3 separate regions of the Homo sapiens genome follow, and all the other regions are linked to region 2. Evidence: chromatin contacts called from ENCODE Hi-C or POLR2A ChIA-PET data. All regions are on one chromosome and are shown on one strand. Each heading gives the region's core, a stretch centred on a gene start or an enhancer-like site at or near the end of the contact. The rest is flanking DNA. Distances are from core to core; before and after follow the strand shown.

Evidence for each region. A loop is a pair of places that touch in the nucleus more often than their neighbours do. ChIA-PET counts read pairs that join two places held with the same protein, here RNA polymerase II (POLR2A). Pooled maps may share reads with other maps.
Region 1: a pooled map shows a loop between it and region 2 (5-fold over the local background). The contact joins two enhancer-like sites. A Hi-C loop is called at or near these places in 5 of 50 pooled maps. POLR2A ChIA-PET finds 5 or more read pairs at or near these places in 2 of 52 experiments (AG04450 and MCF 10A).
Region 3: a loop to region 2 is called in a map with no recorded cell type, with 3 times the contacts of the local background. The contact joins two enhancer-like sites. A Hi-C loop is called at or near these places in 6 of 37 single-sample maps with no recorded cell type and 4 of 50 pooled maps. POLR2A ChIA-PET finds 5 or more read pairs at or near these places in 2 of 52 experiments (MCF 10A and WTC11).

What each region holds. Positions count from the first base shown.
Region 1 is chr10:24,481,047-24,485,495 of GRCh38, forward strand. The region is part of intron 6 of KIAA1217; the gene reads left to right. Among named protein-coding and RNA genes, the nearest start is that of MIR603, 210 kb to the left of the region's middle. Within about 2 kb of position 2,750, at least 15 of the 41 ENCODE cell types and tissues checked have a DNase peak (open chromatin) inside an H3K27ac peak, as active enhancers do.
Region 2 is chr10:24,381,687-24,385,851 of GRCh38, forward strand. All of the region lies in intron 3 of KIAA1217, which reads left to right. Among named protein-coding and RNA genes, the nearest start is that of MIR603, 110 kb to the left of the region's middle. RefSeq lists enhancers at 1,362-2,561, 1,659-1,738, 1,889-2,048. Within about 2 kb of position 1,530, at least 21 of the 41 ENCODE cell types and tissues checked have a DNase peak (open chromatin) inside an H3K27ac peak, as active enhancers do.
Region 3 is chr10:24,316,188-24,320,826 of GRCh38, forward strand. The region is part of intron 2 of KIAA1217; the gene reads left to right. Among named protein-coding and RNA genes, the nearest start is that of MIR603, 43 kb to the left of the region's middle. Within about 2 kb of position 2,449, at least 3 of the 41 ENCODE cell types and tissues checked have a DNase peak (open chromatin) inside an H3K27ac peak, as active enhancers do.

The DNA.
Region 1 (4,449 bases), core at 1,500-3,999, 100 kb after region 2:
GCCTAATAGTGCTTGACTGATTCAGCTCTTGTCTGAATTGCTTTTTCATGTAGCTGTAATTATGGATCAATAAATGTTTATTGAGCTGCTCTTATGTGCTTAGCTGTGGACTGGAGGATTTGCTGCATACAAAGAAACTGAGATATGGTTCCCATACACCAGGAACATAAACCATGAAGACAGTCATAAAATATTAAAAGCTTAATATAAACATATAAGCTTTGTCACGGTTTAAGTACAGGAAGCTTCGGAGTTACAAATGCCTACTGAATACCTGTTTTTGAGAAACAACCACAATCATTGAATTTCACACGTGATATTTCTTTTGGCTTTGGTGATGCCCAGGGATGCTCTTCTTGTCATTCCTGAGAGTGACAATGTCTCCTTGTGAGTCAGAGAGGAGAGAAGGGGACATGCCAAGTCACATGGCACCCCCAGAGGCTTGAGCTCCAGAGAAAGATCTCTTCCCAGCTTCCCAAAGTCCAGCTTGGAAGTCAGGACACGTTTTCCTTGAAAACAATGAGGAACGACGACAGGACTAATAATACATTGTAGGTTAAAGAGGCTTCCATGGGCCAGCTGGAAATCCAACCACCATTTATTCCAAGTTCTAAACAATGAAAGTACAAGTAAACTTTTCAATGACAAGCCTGCCATAATTTGGGGTCTGCTTGTACATAATTAATTCCAAAGAAGTGATACAGACGGTAATTGCTATGAATTCAGAAAAGGGAACATTTTCCCAAAGTTATGTGGGTCTCAGAGCCTTCTTGAGAACATTGAGATGGTCTAGAATTGAGGGCATGTACGTAATGAAAAGATGTCATTTGGGAAAGACCAACTAGTCTCTATCCAAAATTTGCTATACTTTTACCATCATGGTACCTATAAAAATGACATCTCGATATGATGTTTTGCCAGTCTCAGAAATCAAGTGCTGACCAACTGAATTGTTATTTCGTTCACAGGAGTGGAATTTCATGGTTAAGTCATATTTGCTAGTTATTCCTTAGACTCCTGAGTTCAGGCATCAGATACTTGATAAACATACTAGACCAACTAACAGATTTATGCAGCTAGCTCTATTCTTACACCAGGGATACTCTGTCAGAAATGCCAATGGAATAGCAGCCACAAGGTCTGTGTGCTACTTTAAACAAATCAATATCTCAAAAGGAAAAGGCGTCGTCTGTCACTAATTAGATCAAATTAAAATGTGCTGCTGTATCTCCTTTGAATATTCATGAGGTGCTCTCAATCAGAAGCCCTAAGTCTGAGACCAGAAACTTAAGCCAGAAAAAACTAAATACTGTGAGATTCAGATAACTCGGTCCTTTGCCAACTAGAACTTCAAAGAGAAGAGGAATAGCTTAGGTGCAGAGTAAGCCTCCTGAAAAGATGACAAAATCAGCTTAATGCAGAATCGTGGGGTTCCCACCCAACCTAAAGATGGATCGTCAAAATAGCCCAGGAGCTGATAATCCTAGACTCTGTTGACACACAGGACACATAGTTTAGCCTCTCTTGTGATTTACTTGTCCTTCTGTCTGGCGGAAACCATGGAGATTACACTTGTCCTTATTTGAATTCTGGACTTCATTTTTCATGAATGAAGTGATTCAAAAAATACAGCTGGGTCTAAGCATGAATTCTAACTTTCAAAAATCACAGATCTTAAAAAGTCTGTATTGAACTGGGTGCAGTAACTCATGCCTGTAATTCCAGCATGTTAGGAGGCTGAGGCAGGAGGGCCACTTGAGCCCTGGAGTTCAAGACCAGCCTGGGCAACAGAGTGAGATCCCATCTCTACAAAAGACTTTTTGAAAAATTAGGTGTGGTGGCACATGCTTGTAGCCCTAGGTGCTCAGGAGGCTAAGGTGGAAGGATCACTTGAGCCCAGGAGTTGGAGGCTGCAGTGAGCTATGATTGCACTACTGCACTCCAGCCTGGGCAACAGAGCAAGATCCTGTCTCAAAAAAAAAAAAAAAAAAAGTCTGTATATACTCATGCAGGGCCAACTTGTATCACCAGTAAATACTTCCTCTGTCTCCTTGTCCATCCTCAAAGCTAAAGAGACCTTGGAGAATACTGGGTCCTAATAGCTGACTTTACAGCAGGAGAAACAGCAAGGAGACTTCCTAAAGGTCCAAGGATGGGAGCTACTCTAGTTAAATGACATTTCGCTATCCTGCTGCCTTAAGGGTGGCTCCAGCCATTGCTCTTGACCTCACAGCCACCCACTGGGCCACTCCACCTCCATCTCTCACCTGACTTGCTACAGTGGTCTCCCAAAAGGTCTCCCCACTCAGTCCCTGCCCACCTTCCGCCTGTTCTCATTGGGGAGGCCAGAGTGACCCCGTTAAAACGTGAGACCTTTCATGTCGAGCCTCAGCTCAGGACTCGCCGTGGCCCCCCTCACATTTTGTCTTTGCAAGCACAAGTAACTAAGACAAAACAAAAAGGAAATGCACTAGAGAGACCAAATATAGCAAATGTTTTTTTCTTTTCCCTAAGAGTCATTATTTTATTTCTTTTGAGTCCGCCCTAAGATTTACAGCTCTAAAGCAGGCGAGAGTGGGGAGTTCATTTCCACAGTCACCATGAGGTCCACTCAAGAGACCATCTCTCCTGACACCGTCTCTCATTTGAAGGTAAATTAGCTGGCCGTGTTCAGCTGGCCCATAACATGAAGCAACTGCTATTCCTACCTGTTTGTACCTGTGCAAAAAATGAGATGTCAATTCCAGAACACAAATGTTCCAGATTAGCCTCAGGGAAGAGAAAGAAAATGCAAAACAGGTGATTTCATAAAGCAGGGTGTAGGCTTGCCCTGGGGAGTGGCGGCTCTAGGCACCCAGCAGAGAGCCAACAGGAAGTGAAGTGCCTCACCCTAGATGTGAGTCACTAAGGGAGGCAGCTCAGTGCCACAGAGAGCCCTGGATCCGAGAAAGCCTGCAAGCTAATTGATCTGTTTCCCTAAGAAAAGCCCTGCCTGGCTAAGCCTCAGTGTCTTTTGTCCTAATAAGGGGATGATAATCTACTCAAGAGTTCTGTGCAATTTTTATTTTTATTTTTATTATATTTATGTGTATATATATGTATATATGTATATGTGTGTGTATATATATATAGATATACATATATATTGATATACATATATATAGATAGATAGATATACATATATATATATATATATTTTTTTTTTTTTTTTTTTTTTTGAAACAGTCTCGCTCTGTTGCCCAGGCTGGAGTGCAGTGGCATGATCTCGGCTCACTGCAACCTCCGCCTCCCGGGTTCAAACAATTCTCCTGCCTCAGCCTCCCAAGTAGCTGGTATTACAGAAGCCCACCACAGTAGCCCAGCTAATTTTTTGTATTTTTAGTAGAGACAAGGTTTCACCATGTTGGCCAGGCTGGTTTTGAACTCCTGACTTCAAGGGATCCGCCCACCTCGGCCTCCCAAAGTGCTGGGATTACAGGTGTGAGCCACCGTGTATGGCCTATTTTTATTTTTCAATGTATTATTATTTTAGAGATGTGGTCTTGCTCTGTCACCCAGGCTGGAACGCAGTGGTGCAATCATAGCTCACTGCAGCCTCGAACTCCTGGGCTTAAGCAAGCCTCCCCCACCTCAGCCTCCCAAAATTTGGGGATTACAAGTGTGAGCCACTGTGCCTGGCAGAGGGACAAGTTCTGTGCAATTTAAATGAAAATAGCTATTAGATCACTTTGTGTACTGGACAGTTTTCTATGAATAAATTTTTCATTGACATAAAACCATGAAGCCATAGAGTTGTGCCAGCCCTTCGGATCTGAGGGGGGTTGTGTCCTTATTCCTGACTTGGGGCTGTTTCCTGGTCCCATCCAGAACAGCCTACACAGAAAGTGAATTGTGAAATAGATTAAAGGCTGCCTGGAGCCTTCCCTAAGTGCATTTGCTGTGCTGGGCAGAGCACTGCTAGAACCTGGGAAGCCAATTGTGCATGCGGGGAACACCAGGCCTGGGTGGGACTGAGCTTGGACCTCCTGGTTGGACCTGCCCGCTTTTTTTTTTTTTTTTTAATAGCTTCATTCAAGATCACAGACCCAGAATGGGAAGAGCTATGGGATTTATGTAAATCCCTTCCAACCAGAAACTTATGTAATTCCAGGATTCTAAGTGAGGCTGGATTTCTGTGGGTAGTGGGTGTGAGAGAATGGGTACCCCTGTTTAACAAGGGGTAGGGGCCTTCTGAGACTGTTTCCTCTACAGAGTAAGGGTTCGTTCAGCCTTTTCCGTGGCCTGCCAAGAACTCAACTCCATGTTCCCTCACTTCCTGTAATTGACCTTGTCCAGGACTTTCTGACCTTGGAGAATTCACCTTTGCTCTTTCTGCTGCTTCGTGCATTCTTCCACCAAATGTCTAACTGACTGGCTCCTCTCCAAACTCAAGGCTTTGCCAAATGCCAC
Region 2 (4,165 bases), core at 280-2,779:
TGCTCTATAGGAAATTGTGAGGAACTGACCGTAGAATGATCCTCTTCTCACCTTGCAACCCTCCTCTCCAGTCCCAGAGGCCAGGACAGTTGGCATTTGTACCCAGTGGTGTGGGTTTCCACCAGCCCTGCTGCACCTGTCTGGTAGTCCAGTGGAGGAGATGACAAAAAGGGACAATGTGGCTAACATCTGCATGACTGTTCATAAGAACCATAAACACGAGGCTGTTCCCACTACCACGTGAAAGGATAGAGGGGCTTGGTGTGTGTAGGGCACAGCTTTTCTGAAAGGCAGAAGGATTCTTTTTATGATTTTACCACGTATCATTTCCTTTTTTTTTTTTTTGTATTGGAAGTTTACTTTCTATCTTGCTTTGCTTTTTTAATTGCTTTTTTTGGCGCTTTAACAAAATGGACAAGTCGTGAGGATTTAGACCTCTCTGTCAAGGGGGCAGATGTTTCTTATGCTTCATTGCCATGTTAAGGTTCTGATTTGGGTACTTGTGTTTGCAAACAGATGGGCTTGGGGATAAGAGGGGACAGGAAAAGAGTCAACATGCAAAAGCCTTCAGAGTCTAGCACGTGCAAAAGACAGCTGAACTCTGCCATGTAAAACTGAGCAAATGCCTTGCTGGGAGAAGAAAGAAAAAGATTGATGTGAGAGAAGGTACCCTGATTTTAGTTCCTTTGCTGCAGATAATGACCCAAGCAGACTGAATTCAGACATTGTCCTAGCTGTCCTAAAAAAAAACCCTACAACTTTGTTATTATTTGTATTATCAATATTAATATTTAACATTAAATTTTGTGTCAAATTAAATTTTGATCAAATTAAGATCAAATTAAAATTTGATCTTAGGTTAGTAATCTAGGATCCTCATTGTATAAATGAGAGAAGACCACAGAAAATGTGCTTTTTGTTTATGTGTGTGTTTGCTTGTTTGAGCTCACACACTTAATTAAGTGGCAGCAGTGGGAAGTCCAGGGCTCCAGTTCCCATTAACATGATCTTACAAATGAAGGGACAAGGACACACAGGGGAGGGACACACCCAAGGAGCATCATGGGCCAAGACAGTGTCAAGATGACACAGGCTTCCACACCGTCACCAGGCTGGGGCTTTCTGTGTGGATTCAAGAAATTTGTGGTTTTTCTTTTCTTTTTTTTTTTTTTTTTTCTTGAGACAGAGTTTTGCTCTGTCACCCAGGCTGGAGTGCAATGGCATGATCATGATTCACTACAGCCTCGACTTCCCACGTTCAAGGGATCCTCCCATCTCAGCCTTCAGAGTAGATGGGACTACAGGCACGCACCCAGGCGCCTGGCTAATTTTTTATTTTTTGTAGAGATGGGGTCTCACTATGTTGCCCAGGCTGGTCTGGAATTCCTGGACTCAAGTAATCCTCCCACCTTAACCTCACAAAATGCTGGGATTATAGGCATGAGCCAGCATGTCTGGCCTGAAACTTGTGCTTTCTTAACTCCACTCACACTTAGGAGCCAGGCAAGGAATGGGATTTCTCCTTTGTGCTTGGAGGAAATGAGCTCAGGTCTCTGTAAAGATAACCTCAGCTCTGCAAACCAAAACGAAGATAAGAATAAATGCCTGTCCGCCTTCCCCCATACCTGGGGGAACTTTGACTCTGTCGGATAATGGATCTTTTGTCTTAAAGGAAGGAATTTCCTCTGCAGCCAAGAACGGTTGGCAGTGCAGGTTGAGACTTGCTGGGTTCAGGAACCAAGCCTTGGGGCAGAGAGGCTGCAGGAGCTGGGGCCGGCTTGCCCAAGGAATGGCTGAGGGTGGCGGGTGTTTTCGCACGGGGTGGCCACGCTTCTGCAAATTGCTCCATTTTACTCAGCATCCTTTGCTGTAGAGTGCCGGTGTGCTGTCACAGCAGGCTGAAAAATGCATCTGACCTGTTTATTCTGCCCTCCCTGTGAGGGGCTTTTTGGCCTGCCATTTTTCACTACTCCTGGATAGAAACAAAGGAACACAGTAAGAGGAGAGGAGAGAAATGAGAAGTTTCTTGCCAAAGCCAAGGGAAGCTCTGGTTCCAGAAAATGAGGCTGGCACTGGGCCAGCTGGGTTGATGTTGCCCTTGACCGCCTCTTTGTGGCCGATTGGGGAATGTCCCCCCAGCCGCACCTGGCCCTTATGGCGTAATCCAGTTGAGCCTGGACGGGAAATAAAAAGGAAAATGTGACTCACAGCAAGTGCAAATGCAGTCTCCCTCCCAGGGGCCTTGCTCAGCTTAGTCTTTGGGAAACTCCCCGCCTGCCTGGCCTTATTTAACACACAGACGCACGGGTTCCTGGGATAAACAGTGCTCCCCAGAGAGCCCCGGCCATGAGCAGGGTGTCTACCAGCACCTGGGTGGCCCAGAAGCACAGCTGCAACTCCATGGGGCCTCAGATATGCCGACTGGATACTTTGAGCTGTAACCCCCCTGGAAACCCGCTGTTGATGCCATCTGGAAGCCCTGGGTGTCTTTTGGCATCTGTATGTTGTCACTTTATCTCAATCCATAGAGTTTTAAGTTCTCTCATGAAGCCCTGTTGATCTTGCCTTTATTTAAAATTTTGATGGTTTATCATGAATTTTTTTTATCATTTTATTTTTTAGGAGCAATTTTTTAGGTTTGTAACAAGATCGAGCAGAAAGTACAGACAGTTCCCATACACCCTTGGCCTCCACGCATGAACAGCCTCCCCCATGATCAGCATACCCTACTAGAGTGGTACGTTTGTTACGATCAATGAAATGAGACCGACACATTGATATCACCCAGAGTCCATAGTTTACACTGGGGTTCACTCTTGCTGTTGTACATTCCATGGATTTGGACAAAGAGGCTGTCAAGGGCAACATCAACCCAGCTGGCTCAGTGTCGCCCAGGCTGGAGTGCAGTGGAACGATCTCGGCTCACCGCAATCTCTGTCTCCCGGGTTCACGCCATTCTCCTGCCTCAGCCTCCTGAGTAGCTGGGACGCAGGTGCCTGCCACCATGCCTGGCTAATTTTTTAGTATTTTTAGTAGAGACCAGGTTTCACCATGTTAGCCAGGATGGTCTCGATCTCCTGACCTCGTGATCCGCCTGCCTTGGCCTCCTAAAGTGCTGGGATTACTGGCGTGAGCCACCACACCCACCTGCTTTTTAAAAGTATTGCACAAAGACATTATTTATCATGATCACTGAGCTTTTGGGAGACCCTTAAATTTTGCACTGGAGGTATGCGTCTTGTTGACCTCACCCCAGTGCTGGCCCCTCATGTAACCCCAGGAGCATCAGACACTGTTACTGCCAGCCCCCAGCCACGGGGCCTGGAGTAAGGAGAGTGAGGAAAGCCCAGTTCCCGGCCTGTACACTGGCACGTGGTGCCACAGTTTGTCACTGGAGTCCTTCCCCAGCTCAGGCAGCACAGAAAGGGGAGGGCTAGGCAACTTGAGGGTGGAGCCAGGACAAGATGGAATCCTCACACCACTCCGGCTCCTGAGAGGAGAGGAAGCCTTCCCTCACTTCAGTCTGCCTGTGCCTGGAGATAAACCTGCCTGCCTCTTAGTTTCTCCACTTGAATAAGTCCTCATTTCTATTGCTTCAGTGTATTTGGGGGCTGGGAGAAATGCAGGAAGGCTGAGCATGGTGCATTTCGCAAATGGTGTTAAAAGACATGCAAGAGAAAGTGTGGGGAACAGTAGCTGTGTTTTGGACCCGTCTTAGACATCACTGGTGTCTGTGTAATGGTCTCCCTCGGGTGCTGTCCTGGGATGCAAGGTGTCTACTTCTCATTTGGGAGAAGCATTTTGACATTCAGACAGAGCCAAGTGACAGCAACACACAAGTCCTTTCTGAGGCTTAGAGCCTAGAAATTTACAAAGAAGAAAGGTAAAGAAAGAAATTGATGGGTTCAGCAGCACTGACTTATCCCAACGCCAGGTTCCAACAACCTATCGTGTCTAAATCTGTACTTCCACAGAGTGATGGGTTCCCTGCCCTTTCCTCTCATCCAGAGCCCAGCTGAAATTCTTTTCAGTGGAATTTATGCCACTTCTCCTTTACTCTCTCTTCAGTGAAAATAGAGAAGACCAGGAGAAAGGAAGACTAAAAAGTAAAGTGAAAACCGCCTTCCAATAGAATTTGGTTGCAGAAATAATTTCCATGAAAAAT
Region 3 (4,639 bases), core at 1,199-3,698, 65 kb before region 2:
TCCGAGCTGTTCATCAGTTGTTAAATTACTGTGATTTGAGTCCCTTCAAAGTGAGATCCATTGGCAGCAGGAACTGTTATATAGTATTATGTGTGTGTTTAAGGGCAGAGGGATGGTGTTATCTAACTGTCCTGTCCCAGTTTGCAGGCATGGAAGGAGTTCCTAGGATGTGTGACTTTCAATTTTAAAACTGAGAAAGGCCTGGACAAACCAGGATGAGTTGTCAACCTGCATGGGGGCAATGGATTTGGCCATGAACTTCATCATTTCAAAGTATTAAGTTGTTGGCATTCTGAATGCCCCTGAACCTATTTTGCATCGTAGAGTGGACTTGTTCCCCAGTGACCCATGTCCACCCCTAGTGGACTCGATCAACTCCTGACACACCCCTACTAGGAACACGAAAATGGTTGTAGAATGTGTTTCATTGTCCTCATCCACAGATACAGACACTTTGGTGACTCTGTGTTCTATCTGAATGGGGGCTGAGACTACAGGATACCCCATCCCATTTCTGTCCTCTGTCCTTCATCCAAGGTGTCACCATTTGTATCTATCAGGAAGGAGGCTTTGCAGCTAAAATTTAAAATAATAAGAAGAATATATTTCCGAGCCAGAGATTAGATGCCTACATATCTCTTTTGGCCTCAGCATTCTGTGGTCTTCTATGGAGAAAGGCTAATTTTCTGAAGGCTTTGAATGGAATGAAAACTGCCTGTTCAAATGGTTCTGAGGATACTGAGAGACGCTCAGTGTGTGGTCTTTTTATTTTTAGTAATAGTGTTGGAAAAAATCAGGTTATGTTTACGCTGAGTGTGTGGGGGGCGCTGGTGAGATTGTGTAGTCTAGAAAAGGCTAGAATTATAAATTATTATAAACGTTGGCCATGTGGGGAAATTCTTATACCAAAAATACTGCAATGTATGTCAGCCTATAGATTTTCATGTAGTTTCTTGTCCAAAACTGTATATGAGAGCAGAAATGATTGATTATGTTATGTTCAATGTATACCTAATATCTAGTGCTGATACATAAATAAACCCATCATTTGTGACAAGGGTCTTTTGTCCGCATTTAATTTTATTTTGTTACTTTTTATTTATTTATTTATTTTTCAGCCAGGGTCCTGCTATGTCGCCCAGGCTGGTCTCAAATTTCCGGACTCAAGCGATTCCCCCACCTCAGCCTCCTGAGTAGCTGGGACTGGAGGTGTGCACCACCACACCCAGCTTAATTTTATTTTTATGGCCAAATATGACACAGGTGAAAGCCATTACCCAGACCTTCAAAGGAGTGTCACGATGGGGTTGGCAATGAGGACAAGGGGTGATGAGGAAAATACATTGCTGGAAATCAAGTTGATAATAGGTTTGGTGGAAGATCTAAGAAATGTAGTGTGGAACCTCTGAGGTAGGGAAACTGGGAATTCTTTTCTTTAGAATATACATGTATATTGGCATGTATGTAGAATATGCATGTCTGGAACTCCAGAATACAATCTGGGCTGCAGCCATCAGTGTACAGGTTAAAGGTTCTTAGGCTTTCTCTGTTCACGGCATTCCTGTAGACTAAAAGAAACAGCTAACAGCTCCGTTTATTAAGTAGTAAAGCCCAAACAACTTAGTAATTATTTATGACCTAACAATTTAGTGGCCAATTGAAAATACAATCACATCAATTCAAAAGAAAAGATGTATTTTTTCATTTTTAGGTGATGGCTGGTTTTATGCATCAACGTGCGTAGGGCATGGGGCCTAGATATTTGGTCAAACCCCTGACTGGGTATTGCTGTGAAGGTTTGTTTTTTAGATGAGATTAACATTTAAATAGGTAAGTTTTCTGGGTGCAGTGGCTCATGCCTGCAATCCCAGCACTTTGGGAAGCGGAGGCAGGAAGATCACTTGAGGCTAGGAGTTTGAGACCACCCTGGGCAATATAGCAGAACCTGTCTCTAAATAATTAGATAGATAATTAGATAGAGATAGATTAGATTAGAGAGGTAGGTAGGTAGGTAGATGATAGATAGATGGATAGATAGATAGATGGATAGATGGATGTATAGATAGATGAATAGGTAGGTAGATAGATAGATAGACAGATAGACAGACAGACAGACTGATTGAGTAAAGCAGATTATCTTCTATACTGTGGAAGGCCTCATTCAATAAGTTGAAGGCCACAAGAGAAAACAGACTGAAACAGGCTGAGGTTTCCTTGAGGAGGAGGGAATTCTGCCTCTAGACTGTCCTTGAACTTGAGCTGCAGCATCAACTCTACCTTAGGTCTCCATCCTGCTGACCTTCCCAGCAGATTGTGGATTTGCCATCCCCCACAATCATGTTAGTCAGTTCCTTAAAATCATCACTCTCTCTCTTTCTGGTTTTCTCTTGAATACACACGTATACGCACACCTCCCCCTCTCTTATCTGGAGAACTCCGCCTTCTACAATTACCAGTGGGATGTGTGCACCTGTTGGGCACCGCACAACTCCCCTGACCTTGGAATCAGATTGGACAACATTTCCTATTCCGCTTTGATTTTTCTGCAGTACTGGCATTTTAATCCCAGCAACCTCTGAAAACCTCATGTTGCAAAAATGACATCAACAAGAAGAATGCTTATGATCTAATGTTGAAACTGTGAACTACCTGAAGTGAATCATTAGCCCAGTGTGTAACAAGTATTGCTGTGTTTCCCTCAAAAAGTTAAAATATCCCTCAGTGCCTCTGTGAGTTCGCTGTGGCATCCCATCCAGGACACCTGGGTGCACGGTTTGGGAGCTGCAGGTAGAGTGGCAGCAGTAGTCATGGGAGTGGATGAGTTCAGGTGGAGGGCACAGGAGGTGGAGACAGCAGAGAAGAGCTTCACAGAGAACATCTAGGAGGGACAGCTGAAGAAGCGCTTTGGGGCCGGGCGTGGTGGCTCACGCCTGTAATCCCAACACTTTGGGAGGCCGAGGCGGGCAGATCACCTGAGGTCAGGAGTTCGAGACCAGTGTGGCCAACATGGCGAAACACCGTCTCTACTAAAAATACAAAAATTAGCTAGGTGTGGTGGTGCATGTCTAATCCCAGCTACTCAGGAGGCTGAGGCATGAGAATCCCTTGAACCCAGGAGGCAGAGGTTGCAGTGAGCTGAAATCATGCCACTACACTCCAGCCTGGGTGACAGAGCGAGACGTTGTCTCAAAAAAAAAAAAAAAAAAAAAAAAAAAAAAGGCAGGGGATGGCTTTGGAAAGGAGATTCTAAAGGGAGACTAGAGACACAGGGAAAAATTGATGTACTGTCTGTGAACAGCAAGGAAAATATGATTACACCTAAGAGATGAAATTGGCATAGGCGAGAAGTCAGAAAAATAATCTATACAGCTTGCATGGTTGGGGAGTTAGGAGAGGCCAAGGCCACGTGCACGTAGAGCAAGAGGTAGAAGAGGCCCGGGGGCTAGAGCGCACCCTGGTGGATAGTGTGAGAATTTCACACTGGCTCAAGCCTTGAAGACCACCCCAGGGGTGCGCCTTAGCAACGCACTTATGCAAGACCCCAACAACTGGCCCTTGAAAGGAGCTTTTCACTGGTGGGGTGTGGCCCTGCTTGTATTCAGAACCATAGTTTTAACAAGCCAGCATTAAATCCACAAGTCTTTGCCAAAGCACTTTAAGCCTCTTGACATTTATTGGAATTAATTTACCTGCAAGGAAGTTCATATATCTAGCTTTGTTAACCCTACATTCGGGAAAATGTTTCCATGAGATAACTAAAACCCGCATGAATGATACAATACTGTGACAAAACCCAAAGGTGGCATAATTAGCATATAAAACTCCCAAATTTTTTTTGCAATTACCATCGTCTAGTAACTGGTTGTTTCATTAGGTAAAAGTGGATGGAATCAGTGGAATTATATGTATGATATGAAATGCTCTTTGGCATCTATTAAATTTTTATTTTGAAGAAAAAATAAAGGACAAGGAAAGCATCCTATTCCAAGACTCCAAGGAGATTATATTTTTAATTCCACACCACAGAAAATGCAAACAAATTTCTAATTACACTTCATGCATGGAGATCTGTAGAGGAAAAATAAATTGGTACCCATCCACCCAAAAGCCACAAATCAGACATAGAATGGCTAATCACAAATATAACTTGTGTGCCTGATGCTGATTACTTTCTCCGCAGTCTGTTGTGAACAATTAAGAATTTAGATCTTGGGCTGGGAGTGCTGTTTTTAAAGTGTGACTCAAAAGCATAAAGTTCATTTAAATTTCTCCTAATCCTGGTTTGCAATTTCTATTCCTTTTTGGTTAGAGTATTATTTATCTTCAGGAGGCCCCTATTATACTATAAATATTGCCTTGGGGCAGTGTTCATAGCACCACAGCACCTATCTATCCATTTATCAGAATAATCAGCACTTCCTGTTGGCTGAGAAAACACTGTCATTTTTACTGTTTAAAAACAGAACAGCTTTCAGTAGCAATTGCCATTAATTGATTTCATGGCAGGAAGACGGAAAATTCTCCATTTTTTCATTCTCATAAGTCACCTAAGAACATCTTAAAAGCTACAGAGAGGCCGGGCTCAGTGGCTCATACTTGTAATCCCAGCACTTTGGGAGGCTGAGGCGGGCGGATCACG